Regions from separate parts of the Homo sapiens genome. Here region 1 is linked to region 2. Evidence: chromatin contacts called from ENCODE Hi-C or POLR2A ChIA-PET data. All regions are on one chromosome and are shown on one strand. The core of a region is the stretch at or near the end of the contact, and the rest is flanking DNA. Distances in the headings are between cores, read along the strand shown. Region 1 overlaps BICRA (BRD4 interacting chromatin remodeling complex associated protein). Region 2 holds the start of C5AR1 (complement C5a receptor 1).

Region 1 (4,855 bases), core at 2,178-4,677, 390 kb after region 2:
GGCTCTGTGATCCTCCCCAGCCCTGCTGCGTCTGGACACCCCTACACCTAGCCTATGTTCCCCACCCCTCATCCACCTGTCCCCTCCTCAGGTGCCGTCCGGAATCATCCTCCAGAACAAGGCTGGGGGGGCCCCTGCCGCCCCGCAGACCTCCACCAGCCTGGGGCCCCTCACCAGCCCCGCTGCGTCTGTGCTGGTCAGTGGGCAGGCCCCATCTGGGACCCCCACTGCCCCCAGCCACGCCCCCGCCCCGGCACCCATGGCCGCCACAGGTAGGAGAGAGGTCGCCTATGTGCCCAGGGAGACGGGGCCTGAAGATGGGTGGGCGGGGCTGAGCAGGGAGAATGGGCTGGGGCAGGGCTGTGGGACTCAGCACAGGGCATCAGCCAGAACTCAAGGGACACAGGAAGGCCAGAGGTGGCAGGGCTGGCCCCAGATTTGAAGGGCCGGAGGGCCAGGAGGAGAGCGGTGGGGTACAGGATGGGGCTCCCGTTTGAGGAGGGGGCCTTCATGCAGTGACCGCAGGCCCTGTCTCCCCCACCCCACCCACCCCCAGGCCTCCCTCCTCTGCTTCCAGCCGAGAACAAGGCTTTTGCCAGCAACCTCCCGACCCTGAATGTGGCCAAGGCCGCTTCCTCCGGGCCAGGGAAGCCCTCCGGGCTGCAGGTAAGGGGCCCTTAGAGCAGGGGTCAGGACAGGACCAGGAGTCTTCGGGAACTGGGAACTGGGGCTGGCAGGGGCAGGGAGACACTGGAAGACGCGGACAGGATGAAGCTGGGACCATCAGGCAGCTGAGACACCACGAACAGCCGTGCAGGGACAGGAAGGGCAGAATGACACCCAGACAGGCAGCCAGAGATGAGGGAGAAACACGGAGACGGTGGGACGGAGACGGCACCAAGACTACTGGCAACAGTGTAAGGGACTATGACTGGGGAAAGAGCAGGTGATATGGACACAGGACGGGAAGGACAGGGCTGAGATGACAAGATGTGAGCTCAGGACAGGAAAGGCGGGTTTAGATGAGACAGACCGGAGACGGAGCAGATCAGGGACCGAGAATGAAAGGGTGAGAGGGTGGGGACAGCTGAGGCCGAGGCCACTTGTAGATGTAAGACGTGGGGGAGACAGAAGACAAGGAGAGGAGCAGGTGGGAGGACCAGGACCCAAGAGGCCGGGAGAAGCTCAGAGATGGAGATGCCAGAATGAAGGCCAGACGCTGAGGACAAGAGGGGAAGCCAGGAAGGGAGGCGGGGGGGCGAAACGACAGGAGCCACACTGGGAGAGAGACTGTGCGAGGCAGGGGCACTGGGTGCTGGGCGGTGATGTGGGAAGCAGGCATCCGGCAGAGGAGGGAGGTCACACAGAGGCAGCCCTGGGCGAGGGGACGGAGGGAACCCAGGCAGAGGACACCCAGGGCTCCAGCCTGCCTGTCACCCTCTCCGTCCACTCCCCAGCCCAGCCCAGGTCTTCCCCTGGGGTTCATTGTGATGGGCAGGGGATCCTGTAGCTGGGGCCAGGCCCCCACCTGGGTGAGACACTGGTCCCCTGTCCCGTCTTTATCCTAGGCTAGAGGGGAAGCTGGTCGGGGGAGGGAAGGCTTCTGGAGGCAAAGGCCTCTCACTCGCCTTTCTTCTCCCAGTATGAGAGCAAACTGAGTGGCCTGAAGAAGCCCCCCACGCTTCAGCCCAGCAAGGAAGCCTGGTGAGTCCACACCCCATCCTTGCATGCCTGCCCTGTACCTTCCAGAGACCTGGGGGAGCATGGGGCCACCCTCCAGAAGCAGAGTTGGGCAGGCCCAAGTGCCAAGCCCAGCTCCACCTCTTGGTAGCGATGTAGTTCCCTCATAGACCCTCAGTTTCCCCCTCTGGAAAATGGGGTGACCAGAGAGTGGTGGAGGGAGGGTGGGCTGTGGCTCCGCCAGGCTGGGGCTCAGGAGGGCGGCAGTTTGGTCCATCCTGGTTGTTGCTGTGCCCTCCATGTCTCCCACACGGCTGGGCCGCGTCGGTGCTGAGCCCCACTGGGTGGGTGAAGTGATGGGTGGGGGAAGTGAGTGGGTGGACATGGCTGTTGGGAGGATGATGGGGGGGGTGTTTGGGGATGGATGGATGGGAGTCTGGGCGGATGGATGGGTAAATGCTGGATGCCTGCCTGCCCTCTCTCCTGCCCTCCTTCCACCACCAGGGTTTTTTGTTTTGTTTTAGGGGGGGTTCTTTGAGCCAGAATCTTACTCTGTCACCTAGGCTAGAGTGCAATGGCACAATATTGGCTCACTGCAACCTCCGCCTCCCCCGTTCATGTGATTCTCCTGCCCCAGCCTCCCAAGTAGCTGTGACCACAGGCGTCTGCCACCATGCTCGGCTAATTTTTGTATTTTTAGTAGAGATGGAGTTTCACCATGTTGGCCTCAAGTGATCCACCTGCCTCGGCCTCCCAAGGTGCTGGGATTACAGGTGTGAGCCACCACGCCCAGCCCACCATGAGTGTTTTTTTAAAAACATATAAGTCCGGGGGGCAGAGGTTGCAGTGAGCCGAGATCATGCCATTGCACTTCAGCCCAGGCGACAGAGCAAGACTGCATGCCCTCACCCAAAAAAAAAAAATTTTTTTTTATATATATTGTGGAGACAAGGTCTTACTATGTTGCCCAGGCTGGTTGGTTTTGTTTTTGTTTTGTTTTGTTTTTGGAGACGAAGTCTCATTCTGTCACCCAGGCTGGAGTGCAGTGGTACAATCTCGGCTCACTGCAACCTCTGCCTCCTGGGTTCAAGTGATTCTCCTACCTCAGTCTCCCGAGTAGCTGAGATTACAGGTGCATGCCACCACACCTGCCTAATTTTTGTATTTTTAGTAGAGACGGGGTTTCATTATGTTGGCCAGTCTGGTCTTGAACTTCTGGCCTCAGGTGACCCACCCATCTCAGCCTCCCAAAGTGCTGGGAGTACAAGTGTGAGCCACCATGCCCGGCCTAGGTTGGTCTGAAACTCCTAGTCTCAAGTGATCCTCCCACCTCAGTCTCCTGAGTAGCTGGGACTACAGGCACGTGCCACCACACTCGGCTAATTTTTAAATAATTTTTGTAGAGACAGGGTCTTGCTGTGTTGCCCAGGCTGGCCTTGAACTCCTGGGCTCAGACAATCCTTCTGCCTCGGCCCCGCAAAGCGCTGGGATTGCAGGCGTGAGCCTCTGCTTGGCCTAGGAGTGTGAATTAAGTCCCCACTCAGTGCCCAGGCCTGAGCCCCATGTTGGGAACACAGGAGTAAGTGACACAAAGTCCCTGCCCCCACAGTGCAGAGAGGCTGCTGGTTTTTAGCCGAGGGTGGAGTTGGGCCTGCCTGGTGGGGGAGACAGTCACACTGCCAACAGACAAAACCCATTGTAACATGGGCTACAAAAGCGGCCCGTGAGAAGACAGGATCCAGCCTCCCTCCCTTCTTCCCGAAGGCTGCACTTTGGAGGAGGCACGGTGGAGCCACACTGGCCCCAGGTGGCAGGAGGCAGAATAGCAGCTTCCAGGCTCTGGCCTCACTTCCCGCTCTGCTCTTCCTCCCTTACGTGCTTTGGAGAGGAGTGACTTCACTTCCTCGACCTCACCTTCCCTTTCTGTAAAATGGGGATAGCGATAGCACTGCTTTGGTCGGCCCCAGGGACTCAGTGAGATGGAACAAGCACGTTCAGTACATGGGAACACCACTGCCCAAGTATTCCCCTTCCCGCTGTTGTGTTCAGTTGCGGCCTGGGGCTGAGGGTTCAGGGACTTCCCCTGGCCCTCACCCGTCCCCCCCACCCTCCGCCGTGTGTGGTCTCTCCCCTTTCCACCCGCAGTTTCCTGGAGCATTTGCACAAACACCAGGGCTCCGTCCTGCACCCCGACTACAAGACGGCCTTCCCCTCCTTTGAGGACGCCCTGCATCGCCTCCTGCCCTACCATGTCTACCAGGGCGCCCTCCCCTCCCCCAGTGACTACCACAAAGGTGAGGCCTCCCCAGGACACGGCCCTATATGTCCCAGGGGACCCCAGCCCGTGGGGCGGGGCGTCGCCAGTGTGGAGCCGCAGGTCCACGGTGCGCTATGCTGACCCTGCCCCGCCCTCCTTCCTGCGCATCCGCGGCCGCCCCCAACATCTCCGCCCTTGCCTCTCTTCCCTTCCTCGCAGTGGACGAGGAGTTTGAGACGGTCTCCACGCAGCTGCTGAAACGCACCCAGGCCATGCTCAATAAATATCGGCTCCTGCTCCTGGAGGAGTCCCGGGTAGGGTCAGAGTCGCCTTCCTCGCCTCTGGGCTCCTCCTCGCTGGGACACTGCCCCTTTCCCTCACCCGCTCTGGGCAAGGTGGAGCCTCCCGCCCCTCCTAGCCCCGGGAGGGAGGTTGGGAGGGAGGCGGGAGCTCCCATCACAAGGACAGTTTGGACCTTGCACGCATCGTCCCCGTCGCTCGCGCCCCTTCCCCCTTCTTGCTGGTTCACTCGCACGTCGTCTTTTCCCCCACCCCAGAGGGTGAGCCCCTCAGCGGAGATGGTAATGATCGACCGAATGTTCATTCAGGAGGAGAAGACCACCCTTGCCTTGGATAAACAGCTGGCCAAGGAGAAGCCGGGTGAGAGGGGGGAGTGAGAGGGGAGGGGAGGGAGAGGTGCCCCCACCCCACCTGGGCAGAAGAGTTAGATTCAGGGCGGGGAGTGGGTGTGTGGCCCTACCTCACTCCACCACTAGGCGGTGCCCCAGCTCCACCTTCCTGCTGGCAGCTGTGCCTCCCCTGACCTCCCGCCTCTCAGACCAGATAGCCCACATCCATCTTCCTCCATCCCTGTGTGGCCCTTCCACCCCCACCACTCTGGGATGGGGGGAATATTTC
Region 2 (4,660 bases), core at 1,077-3,576:
ATGGGGTTTTGCCATGTTGGCCAGGCTGGTCTTGAACTCTTGACCTCAATGATCTGCCCGCCTCAGCCTCCCAAAGTGCTGGGATTGCAGGCATGAGCCACTGCGCCCGGTCCTGGTGTTAAGCCCGCAGTTTGTGCTAATTGGTTACAGCAGCCTCGGGAAGGTAATCTAGGCTCCTTCCTTGCCCCAGGCTCTAGGAAGTATCTTAGCCCCCAGCCCTGGGCTGCAGACCTGTACCAGTCCATGGCCTGCTAGGAACCATGCAGCATCGCAGGAGGTGAGTGGCAGGTGAGTAAGTGAAGCTTCATCTGTATTTATAGCCACGCCCCTTCGCTCATATTACCGCCTGATCTGTCAGATCAGGGGCGGAATTACATTCTCATAAGAGCGTGAACCCAGGCCGGGCGCAGTGGCTCAAGCCTGTAATCCCAGCATTTTGGGAGGCTGAGGCGGGTGGATCACGAGGTCAGGAGTTCGAGATCAGCCTGGCCAAGATGGTGAAACCACGTCTCTACTAAAAATACAAAAATTAGCCGGGTGCAGTGGTAGGCACCTGTAGTCCCAGCTACTCGGGAGGCTGAGGCAGGAGAATCGCTTGAACCTGGGAGGCGGAGGTTGCAGTGTGCCGAGATCGTGCCACTGCACTCTAGCCTGGGTGAGAGAGTGAGACTCCATCTCAAAAAAAAAAAAAAAAAAAAAAAGAGCATGAACCCTGTTGTGAACAGCGCATGTGAGGGATCTGGGTTGCAAGCTCCTTATGAGAATCTAATGCCTGATGATCTGTCACTGTATCCCATCACCCCCAGATAGGACCATCTCGTTACAGGAAAACAAGCTCAGGGATTCCACTGATTCTACATTATGTTGAATTGTATAATTATTTCATTATATATTACAATGTAACAATAATAGATGGAGATGGTTGTGGCTTGTGTAGTTGGGGGACAGGGTAGCTCCATTTTCTATTGCCAACTTTATAACCCTAGAAGGATGATTTTTTTCTTTTCTTTTCTTTTTCTTTTCTTTTTTTTTTTTTTGAGATTGAGTCTTGGTGTTGTCAGCCTGGGCTGGAGTGCAATGGTGCAATCTCTGCTCACTGCAACCTCCGCCTCCTGGGTTCCAGCAATTCTCCTGCCTCAGCCTTCTGAGTAGCTGAGATTACAGGCACCCACCACCACGCCTGGCTAATTTTTGTATTTTTAGTAGAGATGGGGTTTCACCATATTGGCCAGGCTGGTGACGATGGTTTTTTTTTTTTGAGACAGAGTCTTGCTTTGTTGCCCAGGCTGGAGTGCAGTGGCGCAATCTTGGCTCACTGCAACCTCTGCCTCCCAGGTTTAAGCAATTCTCCTGCCTCAGCTTCCCAAGTAGCTGGGATTACAGGCACCTGCCACCACACCTGGGTAATTTTTGTATTTTTAGTAGAGACAGGGTTTCACCATGTTGGCCAGACTCGTCTTGAACTCCTGACCTCAAGTGATTCATTTGCCTCAGCCTCCCAAAGTGCTGGGATTATAGGTGTGAGCCATTGCACCTGGCCCTAGAAGGAAGATTTAACAGTAAAATATACTTAAATGCTGGGCTACCTCCGCAGACTAGCTCAGCCTCTTTGGGTCTCAAATCAGCCTGGCCGGGAGGCTGAGTGGAGGTTACAGTCTCTGCTTTCTTGAATCCCAAGGGAGGGGTTTAAGCCAACTGCATTCCTGAGCTTTTGCCCAGAAGGCTGGCGTCTTAGGAGGAAAGAGATAGATGGCTCCAGGCCGGGCGCAGTGGCTCACACTTGTAATTCTAGCACTTTGGGAGGTTGAGGTGGGTGATTGCCTGAGCTCAGGAGTTTGAGTCCAGCCTGGCCAACATGGCGAAACCCCGTCTTTACTAAAAATACAAAAAATTAGCCGGGGGTGGTGACACACACGTGTAATCCCAGCTACTCGGGAGGCTGAGGCAGGAGAAGTGCTTGAACCCAGGAGGCAGAGGTTACAGAGAGCCGAGATTGCACCACTCCACTGCAGCCTGGGCGACACAGCAAGACTCTATCAAAAAAAAAAAAAAAAAAATGAGAGAGAAGAGATGGCCCCAAATAGGGAAACCAAGGCCAGGAGAGGGGCCGAGCCTGCACAGGAGCTTCCTCGGTTTTCCGAGCGCCGGCCCCCCTTCTCTGCCTGGGAGGAGGTGGTTAGAGTCCCCTGGGTGTGTGCCCCGCAGAGGGAGCTCTGGCCTCAGTGCCCAGTGTGCAGACCAATGAGAGCCCCAGAGAGAAAGACGGTCATTTCCTCCCTGCATCTTCCCTTGGGGCTTTAAAAACCACAGCCCTTGGGCAGGAGGGACCTTCGATCCTCGGGGAGCCCAGGAGACCAGAACATGGTGAGTCTCGAAGGGGAATGGGAGCAGGAAACTTTGTCCTGGGTCCCTCCCATCTTTGCTCCAGTGGGTCCTTCTCTCTCCCCAACTCTCGCCGTCAACTCTGTCTGTCTCTCCCTTTCCTTCTCTCTCCCTGTCTTCCACCTCCCACCTTCCCTCTCTCCTGCATCCCAGGCTCTCACACTCCAGGGCTGGGATGTGGCCATGGGAATAAGATTGTCAAGATTGTGGGAGCAACAGCAACCTCGTGGGGCTGGGGCCCGAGAAGATTCCCCAGGGGAGGGGACCCTTGAGTTGGGTCTAGTAAGGTGACTAAGAATTCCACAAGCAGCCGAGCGCAGTGGGTCACACCTGTGATCCCAGCACATTGGGGATTGTGCCAAGGCGGGAGGATTGCTTGAGGCCAGGAGTTCAAGACCAGCCTGGCCAACATAGTGAGACCCTGTCTGTATTTTTTTTTTTATTTAAAGAATTCCACAAGTGAAGAAATCTAGAACAGGCCTTCCAGGCAGTGGGAATGGCAGAGAAAATGTTGGGAGGCTGGAAAGAACCAGTTTGGAGGAATGGTCAAGTTACTCAGATGCTCTTGCAGATAGATGTTCTTTTCTTTTTCGACTTGGGGTCTTGCACTGTTGCCCAGGCTGGAGTGCAGTGGCACCATCATAGCTCACTGCAGTCTTGAACTCTTGGGCTCAAGTGATCCTCCCTCTTTAGCCTCCTGAGTATCTGGGACCACAGGCATGCACCACTATGTCCGGCTAATTTTTAAAATTTTTATTCTTGTAGAGATGGGTTCTTGCTATGTTGTCAGGGCTGGTCTCAAATTCCTGGCCTCAAGCCATCCTCCCACCTTGGTCTCCCAAAGCTCTGGGATTACTGGCATGAGGCCATTATGCCTGGTCGTTTGAGATGTTCTGCATGACAGAGATGGGGAAACTGAGGCCCAGGCAGGAGCAGAGATGGATGGGGACCCTCCATGGTTGGTGGCAGAAGCAGGTTATGCCATGGATTCTGTGAGTGTCAGAAGGAATGCACCCCAGGCTAAATGAGGGTCCCTGTCATCCCTGCGTCTGGAGGCCTGGGCACTGAGCCAGCAGAGCTGCGATTCAGCACCTGCTGTAACACAGGCATTGCCTTGCTTCATCTGTGTCAAAGAGGAAACGGAAGATGGTTTGGATGGACCAGGGAGGGGTCTGATGTTGCTTCATTCCTGCATTCCACCCTTGAGATCCGACTTGGGCAAACGGGACTCTCTGATTCTTCTTCTTCTTTTTTTTTTTCTTTCCAAAACATTTTCCAAAGTACCAAATGATACTTGGTAAAAACTCATTCTCGGCCAGGCGCGGTGGCTCATGCGTGTAATCCCAGCACTTTGGGAGACTGAGGCGGGCGGATCACAAGGTCAGGAGATTGAGACCATCCTGGCCAACATGGTGAAACTCCGTCTCTACCAAAACTACAAAAATTAGCTGGGCATATAAGCGGGCGCCTGTAGTCCCAGCACTTGAGAGGCTGAGGCACGACAATCGCTTGAACCCATGAGGCAGAGGTTGCAGTGAGCCGAGATTGCTCTACTGCACTCCAGCCTGGCAACAGGGCCATCTCAAAAAACAAACATAGAAAAAAAAAAACTCATTCTCCCTGCCTACCCCAGAGCCTCTGACTCCTTTTCTTTCCTTTTATTTTGAGACAGAGTTTCACTCTTGTCGCCCAGGCTGGAGTGCAATGGCACGATCTTGGCTCACCACAACCTCTGCCTCGCGGCTTCAAGCAATTCTCCTGCCTCAGCCTCCCGACTAGGTGGGATTACAGGCATGCGCCACCACGCCTGGCTAATTTTTTGTCTTTTTAGTAGAGACGGAGTTTCACCATGTTGGCCAGGCTGGTCTTGAACTCCTGACCTCACGTGATCCACCCACATTGGTCTCCCAAAGTGCTGGGATTACAGGTATGAGCCACCCTACCTGGCCCTCTGACTCCTTTTCATTGCCTCCTACCCTACCTGGGGCAACCATGGGATGCCAGTTTGTGGTGGATCCTTCCAGAAACAGTTTACAGATGCCTGAGAGCACAGATGCTTAGGGAACAAAGTAAGGACTAGTGTGATGCGGGGAACCCCAAAACCGAGCTCAGCTTCTGTCTCTACTATGAAATAGTTGCGGAGATCTGTCCTCTCCGTGCTTCTGTCTCCTTATCTTTTTGTTTTTTGAGACAGTGTCTTGCTCTGTTGCCCAGGCTAGAGTGCAGTGGTGTGATCTCAGCTCACTGTAACCTCCACCTCCTGGGTTCAAGTGATTCT

The links. Hi-C counts contacts between places; a loop is a spot of excess contacts on that map. ChIA-PET counts read pairs that join two places held with the same protein, here RNA polymerase II (POLR2A). Pooled maps may share reads with other maps.
Region 1: a map of IMR-90 shows a loop between it and region 2 (7-fold over the local background). The contact joins the enhancer-like site here to the promoter of C5AR1 in region 2. A Hi-C loop is called at or near these places in 40 of 168 maps with a recorded cell type or tissue (A673, B cell, CD4-positive, alpha-beta T cell and 28 more), 27 of 37 single-sample maps with no recorded cell type and 43 of 50 pooled maps. POLR2A ChIA-PET finds 5 or more read pairs at or near these places in 2 of 52 experiments (AG04450 and OCI-LY7).

Annotation. Positions count from the first base shown.
Region 1 is chr19:47,694,809-47,699,663 of GRCh38, forward strand. BICRA (BRD4 interacting chromatin remodeling complex associated protein) reads left to right here. Exons shown (of 15, transcript NM_001394372.1): 9 at 92-272; 10 at 557-666; 11 at 1,643-1,704; 12 at 3,826-3,974; 13 at 4,157-4,251; 14 at 4,495-4,597. Among named protein-coding and RNA genes, the nearest start is that of EHD2, 16 kb to the right of the region's middle. RefSeq lists enhancers at 3,747-4,289, 4,290-4,830, 4,564-4,855. Within about 2 kb of position 3,428, at least 16 of the 41 ENCODE cell types and tissues checked have a DNase peak (open chromatin) inside an H3K27ac peak, as active enhancers do; they include HCT116, OCI-LY7, dorsolateral prefrontal cortex and 3 more, where a contact is called at or near this core.
Region 2 is chr19:47,307,535-47,312,194 of GRCh38, forward strand. C5AR1 (complement C5a receptor 1) reads left to right here and starts at 2,327. Exons shown (of 2, transcript NM_001736.4): 1 at 2,327-2,364. The coding sequence starts at 2,362.